Regions from separate parts of the Mus musculus genome. Here region 1 is linked to region 2. The links are chromatin loops, found by intact Hi-C in ENCODE. Cell type or tissue: left cerebral cortex. All regions are shown on one strand.

Region 1 (5,000 bases), 110 kb before region 2:
CTCTTCCCCTCCTACTTGTTTTATTTTGTTCTGAGACAGGATCTCACGGTGTAGCCCTGGCTATTCTGGAACTCTCTATGTAGATCAGTCTGGCCTCAAACTCACAGAGATCCAGCAGCCTCTGCCTCCACCTCAATCCCCAGGATCAGAGCTGTATCTCAGCATAGGCCTTTTACTTTATTCTGGGTCTGATGCACACGACACGTGAATGTTGGCTTTTGGATCTTTGGACATTATGTATGTGAGTGTTTTGTCTGCCAGGTATGAATGTGTAGCGTACGTGCGTCTGGAGCTTGCAGACGTCAGAGGAGGACATCAGATCCCCTGGGACTGGAGTTACAGATGACTGTGAGAGGACATGGGTGCTGGGAATTGAACCCCAGTGCTCTGCAAGAGCAAGCGCTCTGAATCACTGAGCCATCTCTCCAGCTCCCAGTACCGATTTTGTGAGTCAAACAAAAAAGAAAATTAAATTGTTTACTCACTCTTAGCCCCGGTCTTTTGACAAGCTCACAGGACGGAGAAGGGGACCTAAAGCTGCTAACCTTCCCCATTATTTCCCATTGTCTAAGAAGCTTGGAGCTGTTCTCTCAGTACGGCCTCCCTCGGAGCATGTCTTAGACCACACCAGGCTTGCTGCCGGCACGGTGGGAAGAACCTGGCTGCTAGTGCTGCTGGCTTTGGCTGCCTGTGTCTAACTTCTACTCCATTGTGCTAGAGTCTCCTCCTTTCCTGTGTTAGCTTCGGTGTATTTGTGATCAGCCTCTGGGGACGCTTTCAATGGAGGTGGGCAGGGAAAATTTTGTTACTGTTCTCAGAATGCAGTGATCCCACTGGGATGGTTTGGTTTTGCCTTCTCTCTCTCCTTCCTTCCTTCCTTCATTCCCTTCCCTTCCTCTTTCCCTCTCTCTCTCCCTCCCTCCCTCCCTCCCTCCCTCCCTCCCTCCCTCCCTTCTGACTCCTTCCTTCTGACTCTCTATGTAGCTGCCTTAGACATTGCTATGTATATCAGGGTGTCCTCTAACTCAAAGAATCTTCCTGCTTCTGCCTCCGGAGTGCTGGGGTTGCTGGGATTAAAGGAGAGCACCATTATGTCTGTGTCTGTGTCGGTTTAGGCTCAGCTTTTACAGAGCCTATGACCCAAGAGCTATTTCAATGGCCAGGAAGCTTGGGGGGGGGGCGGGCGGCAATAGCAGCTGGAGACATTCAGAAACCCCGGCTTGGAAGCCACACTGATGGTGCTCACCTGCAAGCCGCAGCTGAAGACCTCTGCAGCCTTCAGGGGACGGAACATCCTCTTTGGATAGCACAAATGGCCGTGTTTGGAAATGATGGAGTGGGGAAGGGTAGGCAGAGAGATGGTGAATAACCACAGAGGGCCAGGGCTGAGGTGGCGTTGGGACTGCAGGGTGGACAAAAAGGGAGGAAAATAGAGCAAAATGGGAAGCTCAGAATAGAAGATATAAAGGAAAGTGCCAACTAGTGAAAATCCTGCGAAAGAACGCGCGCGGGGGGTTGGGGGGGCGACTGGGGAATGGTTTAGAAAAATAGCAATTAGCACAGCTAAAAATAAAGACCAATTTCGAGACAAAGCCAGACCCACAAGGAGAAAAATAAAACTCGCCAGAAAGACAATTCCTTGCAAACCGAATGCTCAAGAAAATGGGGCTAACGACACCCCCCTCTTGGGCTGTTTGGTAAAAAGAAATGGGAAACTAGATGAGCGTGGAGCGCGGCGCTGAGCAGGTGACTGGCACCAGGAGGAGCGTTGAGCCCGGCGCTGGGATCTACAGGATTCCGGTAGTTGAGCGCAAAGGTTCTCCTGAGACTGCACCCAAGTGTCGTCCAAGTTAAAAAATGTGCTGGCGCGCTCAGATCCACTCTGAAACCGCAGAGGCTCCAGACAGCGTTCTCCGAGGTTTGTCCCGGGGCTTGGAAGCCCCGGCACAGGCGTGGCGTGGGCCAGAGTGGGCGCCCACTCGCGGCGGCTTGGCTCGGGACTCTGGTGACGCCTCCCGGGCATTCGCGGCGTGAGCAGGCCGCGCGCCCACGGAATCGGGTAGACCCGGGGGCGATCTGGGAGGTGACTCGGGCCTGGCAGGGACACCGAACGCTGTATGTCTCCAGGCCGCGAGGGGAGGGACCGGGATGTGCGCGGGAGCTGAGGGTCACCCGGGGCCACCGCGCCCTGCCCTGCGCGGGTAACTGAGGGCTGGACCCAGTGCCCACGGGCGCGGGTGGGCAGGGAGAGGGGAGCGCGGCGGGGAGGAGGCGGCGGGCGGAGCCTGGAGGGGCGGCGTCGCGCGGGCTCCTCCTCCTCCTTGCCCTCTTCGGGCTTAGCCGCCGCGCTGCCCGGCTGCTCCGTCCTCTGGACGCCCGCGGCGATGTTCACCCGCGCCGTGAGCCGACTGAGCAGGAAGCGGCCGCCGTCTGGTAAGCGGTTGCGGGCGCTTGGGCGCGGGAAGGACGGGGTCGCCGGGTCCCCTGGCGCGGCTCGCTGTGCCGCCCGGACAGCAGCCGCGCTCCTCCCCGCTCGCTCTGTCCCAGCCGCGGCGGGAGCGCAGAGCCGGGGAGCCGCCCGGGGAGGAAGTTGGGCTTGAAGCGGGAGTCAGAGCAGCTTTCTTTCTAGAGAAGGTCTGGGAACCACGGGAGACACATTAACAGCCCCTCACTCCGAGGCAGCGTGGGAAGCCAGGCTTCCCTCCTGCGTGCAGCCTCTTTCTCGGGCGGAATGGGAAGGATGCTCCGCCGGACCTCTGCATCCCCGGAGTGGCCGGCCCCGCGGCGCCAAAAAAAGTGGAGTCCCAAGGTGGCTGCACACCAGGGCGGGGGAGGAACTTGTGTGACACGGCGGGGGAGTCACTTTGTTTTTCCCCCTGAACCTGCCTGACCCACAGTTTGGGGCAACTTGGCAAGACAAAGAACCCACGGTGCAGAAATGGTGATTTGAATCGTGCCATCCTTTTTGTTCTTAATAACACCTAACACTCTTTGATGGCTTAGGTTGTGGCCAGGAGCTGTGTTGACACCTTGTGTGCTTTCTCTTGTCTTCACCATTAGAGCAGCCGCGTCGGAGGGGTGGGGCTCTAAAGCCAGGGTGTTGGGTAACCTGCTCTACTCTTAGCTGATGGATTTTTTTAAACGTAGGTTTATTTGCTTGACTCTGGGTTCGGGGTTCAAAGGCTTGCTTTTCTGTCGCCCAGAGATTCACTACGCTTTAGCCGGTTTCCTCTTTTCACGTAAATATCAAACGTGGTTAAGCGGCTGCAATCAGACATAGACCCAATCCCTTGGCCACCACTCGACAGCTGTGCAACTTCTTTGTGACTGGGGATGTGCAAAGGGTAGCTTTAAGTGCTTAATTGGAGACTCCCCCCCCCCCATCAGCCACATGCAAATCATTTCATTAATTATTTAAGACAACCCCACTAAAGTCAGATTCCATAGAGTTATTGTAAAGAGTTTGCACTGTTGTCTTAATATGCGTTGAAATGCTCCATTAGTGTTCCCGAGTGGTCACATTCCCTTGTGATGCTGATGGCTGACACTGAGTGGTGGTCAGATTCTAGGCACCGGAGTTAAACTCCAACCTTGACTCTGCCACTCCGCCACACTGAATAATGAATGTCCTTGGACCTTTCTGTGCCGCAGAGCTGTGCTGGTGCTGGCTCAGTGTAGCTTGCAAGAACCAATTGCTAAATGTTCAGGGCATCTGGGAACTGGTTGCTACGTCATAGGTGGACTGAAATGAACTGTGGTGGGACATATCAACATATGTCAGACATCAAGGCTGGAACAGTGGATTTCAGGAAGCTGTGGACTTAACTACATACTTAAATTTTATTTTAGATCATATTTATCATGTGTATGTGTGTGCTCGTGTGCGTCTCTGTGTGTGTGTGTGTGTGCATATGTGTGTTTGCATGCTACAGCTTGTATGTGGAGGTTAGAGGATGACTTATGGAAATCAGTTTTCTTCTACCGATAGGTCCCAGTAGTCAAAATCAAGCCGTCAGGTTTGGATGTAAGCATCCTTACCCACTGAACCGTGTTGCTAGCCATTAACTACAGGTTTTAATTCTGATAAGGATATGCTTACATTACTAATAGTAGGATCAGCAGTTAAACCTGAGAAGCCCCAAGTGCAATGCTGGATACATGATAAAGGTGTGGGGCTTACTAGTTTCCTTTTCTTTCTTTTTCCATCATGTAGGGGAGTTCCGTCTAGCCTTGCCTAGGTTGCTTGCTGCTTAAAATTATATTTGGCCAGAATATAATACAAATAGAACCACTGAATTGTGACAGATACCTGGATTTGGGATGCTTTTGCATACGGCCAGATTGCAATCCCAAACTGAAAGGCAGTTTCACAGTCATTGCTAGCATGTATCTGTTCCAGGGCAACAGACTAACCCTGATGAAGCTTGCCCACACCAGTGATACAAAGGCCAGCAGGGAAATAGCAGTGCTTGGTGTTGGATGTCTATATGGCCAGAGCCCAATTTCCTTGAAATCTGTGGGTATAAGTTCTGCTGCCCTGTGAAAGGACACGAGCCCCTGCCAGTTTGGTCACTATCATCACCACCCAACATCAAGAAAAGGAGCCAAGTGAGAAAGGAGGGAGGGTGAGGGCTCCTTACAGAGATGCTGTGCAGCAGGCAAGCCGTCTGCAGGACAGTTAAGGATTTGGGAGAAGGTAATTTTGATGTTTTTTTTTTTTTTTCTTGTGGTGCTAGAGGTGTGCCCAAGGCCTTGTATATGTAGGCAAATGGCCTGCCCCAGAGCAACACCCCGCCTGAACTTCGCTTTTAAAGAGGTTTTCCAGAGTATCCTACTGAAGCCCCACCAAAGCTGGCCGTACCCCTGCGGGAGCCTGGGCTGGGCTTGACTGCAAGCCTCTCTCCCCCAGAGCATTCTATGTGAGGCTGAAAGAGTTAAATCTCATCAAAGATGGCATCTGTAAGTAGAGAGCTGGAAGCCCCACCTGTTTCTAAGGTTCG
Region 2 (5,000 bases):
GAAGAGAGAACTTGGAGAAAAGAAAAATATCCAGGACTCACCAGAGAGGGGGCCAGGTGGGAGAGATGTCCAAGAGTGTAAGGTCTTCTCTGAATTAAAGGCACTTGGAGAAAAAGAAGTGACAAGCTCCAGGATTCCAGGATAGGTGGCCTAGCCTCCAGCATCCTCTAGCACGCTGCTGTCTGCCCAGACCACAACTCTGACACCACTTGCCTAGGATACTGGGTCACATGGAGTCTCTTTGAGAACAAGAACAAAAGCTCTCAAGCTGCATGGACCTGTGGTTAGGCTGCTGGAAATGCTGGGCCTTAGCATCCTCTCAAACCACACCTTTAGGCCTGCCTGTAACAGAGGGTACTTGGGAAAATGTGGGGAAAAAGGCTTCCCAGAGAGGGCCCAGTCTCGCTAGGATGCCCCAGCCTCTAGCACCCTCTTGTTAGAGAACAGGGTAGGTGGTAATGGGGGATCAGGTGTGTGTGTGTGTGTGTGTGTGTGTGTGTGTGTGTGTGGTGCAGGTGTGTATGTGATGGAGGGCACTTGGAGAAAAAGGACCCTAGGACACACTGAGAGAGGCCAGGCCAGTGGGCAAACTGGACCCTAGCACCCACAGTCTCAGAACTCTGAGGCCAGTCCAGGATGGAGGGTGTTCAGAGAAAAGGAAAAAAAAAAAAAGTTCCAGGACTTTCTGGAGGTGGAGTTGGAGGCTTGGGGGCAGGGGGTGGGAGGGGGGGACAGAGATTGGAAATGAGGGAGGGCAGCATGGGAGGGGCCTCCCCAGCAGCCTTTCATAGTCCCAGAAAGAGGTAAACCTTATGGTTGACCCGCTCAAGCCTGTAGCCCCGGTTTCTGAATAAGAAAAATGGATTGGCAGTAACTGGCATGGCACTGGACCCTAGCACCCACAGTCACAATTCCAGGACCTTAGAAAGAGTTTAAGGTCAGTATGGTCTACATAGTGAGACTCTGTTTCAAAAGAAGTTACTTGAAAGACCCCACTCTACCTTTCACACCCCAGGTGCTGAAGAAAATGAAAGATAGGCTTACCGGGAGCATGGTGTTGATAGTGAGATAGACTCCTGAATCTAGAAACTTGAAGGAACCTGTTTAGGTGAGATTTCTCAGAGTACAGGAAATCGAGAGGATTTACCAGGCTCACACTGTAATTAGTGATGCTGCGTTCCATAACAAATGCATACAACCTTACCCAAATAGACTCGATTCTCTGTAACTTAAAATGTATGTGTGTATGCAAAAGTGTGAATCAGAGAGGCAGAGAGGCAGAGAGGCAGAGAGGCAGAGGCAGAGGCAGAGGCAGAGGCAGAGGCAGAGGCAGAGGCAGAGGAAGAGGCAGAGGCAGAGGCAGAGGCAGAGGCAGAGGCAGAGGCAGAGGCAGAGGCAGAGGCAGAGGCAGAGGCAGAGGCAGAGGCAGAGGCAGAGGCAGAGGCAGAGGCAGAGGCAGAGGCAGAGGCAGAGGCAGAGGCAGAGGCAGAGGCAGAGGCAGATGGATCTTGTAACTTCAAGGCCAGTGTTCTACATGGTGAGACTCTGTCTCAAAAATAAAACCTAAGTTAAATTAAATGCATTTATGGAATCTTTAGATCACAATCTACTATGAAATAGTAGCCAATCCTCTACTCCTTGGAACACACAAACTAGGAATTTCTTATTCGCAGCAGAGAAGATCCGAACAATGCAGAGGAGGTCTAGACACCAGCACTAAGGACAGAACGATTACGACAGTCTTCATTTACAGATACCAAAAGGGCATATTACTTGTATTCTTCGTTCAGTTAAGGCAAAATGATATAGTTAAGCCATTTTCTAGGTGTTATTAAAAAATAATGACAGCTTCTCTCTCTCTCTCTCTCTCTCTCTCTCTCTCTCTCTCTCTTTCTCTCTCTCTCCCCTCTGTCATTGTTCCTTTCCTATAATACATATGTGTATGAGAACATGATGGAGGAACATCCCTTTCCTCCAAGGTCAGTGACATTATTAAATATCATCTATTATGATAATGTTTAAATTTTACCATTATTATCTTTTTTTTTTTTTTGAGACAGGGTATCCCTCTGTAGATCATGCTTGCTTGTAGAAAACAAAAATCACAGAAATTATACAAGGTAAAGAAAATGAAATGTAGGGAATCCAAAAAAGAAGAAAAAAAAAAAAAAAAAAAAAAGAAAGAAAGAGATTTAGTGACGTAACCGGCAGGGCTAGCTGTGCTCCTCCAGCGCCTTCCTTCCCAAGTTAAGGGGAGTGTTTGCCACCTCGTGTTCATCGGAGGCAACAACTACTAATTAGGTTTGGGAGTGCTGGCCAGTGCCTAGCAGGAATACAGAGAAAGCCCCTCTCTCAGAGAAATGAATGCATAGCACAGCAATACATTAAAAAATGTGCTAAACTGAAAGAAACAGGGAAGGCAGGGGTTGGGTGGGGCAGGAAGTAGGAAGGGGGCTGAGGTGTGGAAGGAGAGAAGTAAGAAAAGATCCATTCAACCTGGCTCCATTAGGAAGAGGGCCAGAGAGATCCTGTCAGGCCTGTCTCCCTTTCTTCCCGCTCACCATAAAAAAAGTAAAGGCTAGAGAGCCAATCTTGATTATTAGTAATAAACAACAATAATAAATAATTTAAAATACTTTTTGAGAGGCTCACTGCTCCCATGGCAGCGCTCAGGGGGAAGTCCTGGGCCAGGCGGTGAGATTGTGTTTCTGCAAAGCTGAGGGTAACAATGGTGGCACAATCAATCTGGCTTGCTGGCTTCCAGAATAAATGTAATCAAATTAAATTATGAGGTAAAATCAAATAAGCCAAAATACATGTGGGTGTGGAGTCTCTTCAAAAACGTGGCTGAGTTTGGAAATCAGCGTGGATGCTTCTGTTCCCCTCAGCTGCGGTGATGCAATACCTTGGAAGTATCAATTACGCTTTTGTAGGACCTCACAGCTAGAGTTAATAATATACCTGAAGTCCCTTAAGACTGCCCCGCTAGTGTGTACTCAAACTGTTTGCTTCACCTGCCTTTAGGAGAACAATGTAGCAATCAGTATTACTCCCTTGGGTTTCCCACATAACCAACTTTTAGAACCTAAGCTTGATTCGAAGAAACTCAAAGCAATAAAACAGATGTTACAAAGGACACACTGACAGATTTGCTTAGGAGACCTTAAGTCACACAAATGGAATTTAGCTAAAGGGTCGCTGCCTCCACAATACCCAAGGGTAAGTAGTCTGTTGTCCAAGCCTGATGGAGATAAGAGAAATCTAGGGTCCTAGGATGTCAGTGTTTACTCCCCCGGATTGACCACCCATTAGGTTCTATTCCCAAAGATCCATAGCCCAGATGGGCAGTTCACTGGGGTAGCGTGGGGTCACAACCATCAATAGTCCTCATCTGCCATTAAGTCCCCTGTGTTCTTATCAAGAAGAGCATAGTTCTGCCAGGTGGGGAAGATGGACCTGGTTAACAACTATCAAAAAAGAACACTGGTACCTAAAATAATTCTGGTAATATATAATATCTTTGCCGTGAAAACCTCCCATTTGCTTAAGTGGCAGACTTACAGTCTCCTGTCTCTGTTTAAATTGTTGAGAGTGTAACCTGGGGCCAGACTCAAAAGAGATTTAAGGATAACAGCATATGTGGAATGCATAAACCTAAGATGTATATGAGCTAATGAAATCTTCTTTTGGGGGTTGACTCTTATCTGGGCATTAGCCCCAATGCACCAGGTGCTTAAGTAAAGAGTTTCCCTTTATTTCTAACTGTGTGGAGGGATTTCTCATTGAGAAGGCATGTTATTTCTGTAACAATATAATTAAATTTGTTTTATTAGAGAAAGAGAAGTGGAAACATCAGTTATCAATTATCCCGCAGCATCTGGTGGAAACATACACAGGGAGCTACTGAACGGCTCTTTACAGGATTGTGTTCAGTAACTTTGTAGATAGAAAATTACCTTGGGGTGGTATTTAAACCAAGGAAAGGGCAATGTACAAATATGAATTTTTACTATTTTTTTCATTTGTGGAGACTTGAGTTGCTAAACATCACATTTTTTCTTCCTTTTTTTTGGGTGTATTTCTTTTCCCTGTTCTGGTATTTTGTTTTTAGAGCCCTTACAGTGGATTGAAACCCATTTCACAGCCTTTAAGTATTTGAATCTTTTCATATTTGTGCATTAGAGTGGTTATTTTACGTGTTATTCCTCTTTACTTTTTAGTTCTGCGTGTCTTCTGCCTGACTGTGTTTGTTCGAGGAGGATGGCTGAGGTGTGGGAACAACACCGCATCCATGCAGACGAGCTGTGAGGAGCTCTGCGCATCCCAGAAGGCGATTCTGTCTCTCTTTCCTTTGCAATGCCCAGGGGTGGTTGGGAAGGATTATGTCTTCATTGTTGGAAAACCAGCTGACAAAAATCACTTCAGGTCTCTGCTGCTTACAATACACACTCTGGCAAATGTGCTGGTTAAGAAAATAATGATTTCACGGGGCACGTGATAATGATGGCACGTGCCTTTAATCCCAGCATCTGCGAGGCCGAGGCTGGGAGAGCTCTGAATTAGAGGTCTTCTTAGTGAGTTCAAGAGCAGTCAAGGCTAGACAGAGGAAACTCTGTCCTGAAAAAGAAAAAGAAATGAAAAAAAGATAGAAAGAAAGAAGAAAAGAAGGAAAGAAGGGAAGAGAGAGAAAGAGAGAGAGAGAGAGAGAGGAAAGGATGAAATGAATGAAACAATGGTGTCCAACTCACCACCATTGGTAGGTACAGAAGACAAAGGTGGACATATACTGTCTCACATCTGAGTTTTATTTACTTGCCTTTGGTTGTGATACAAAACTCAAAATGGATCCATCTGTATTTTCTTTAATATAAATACTTGAATATATTATTTAATAAAAGGGTAGTAGAATACATCCAGCCTGCTCAATGGATGTTTACACTTCCCATTCTCAGGATTGCAAAATACATGTAATTGTTCTCATAGCTAAGAAAAGAAACCGG

Evidence for each region. Hi-C counts contacts between places; a loop is a spot of excess contacts. Peaks named below come from ENCODE experiments on the same cell type or tissue, not always from the same donor. Only the 100,000 strongest peaks of a DNase experiment are listed, where the experiment ranks them.
Region 1: it touches region 2 in a loop (2.0-fold over the local background); 2 of 42 quality-filtered maps call a loop at or near these places.

What each region holds. Positions count from the first base shown.
Region 1 is chr7:128,415,499-128,420,498 of GRCm38, reverse strand. Rgs10 (regulator of G-protein signalling 10) reads left to right here and starts at 2,327. Exons shown (of 5, transcript NM_026418.2): 1 at 2,327-2,433. The coding sequence starts at 2,385. In left cerebral cortex, a CTCF peak has its summit at 2,007; DNase peaks (open chromatin) are centred at 1,314, 1,925, 2,270 and 2,616; H3K4me3 peaks cover 1,661 bases; H3K27ac peaks cover 416 bases.
Region 2 is chr7:128,302,338-128,307,337 of GRCm38, reverse strand. No RefSeq gene overlaps it. Among named protein-coding and RNA genes, the nearest start is that of Rusf1, 6.7 kb to the right of the region's middle. In left cerebral cortex, a CTCF peak has its summit at 2,274; a DNase peak (open chromatin) is centred at 2,257.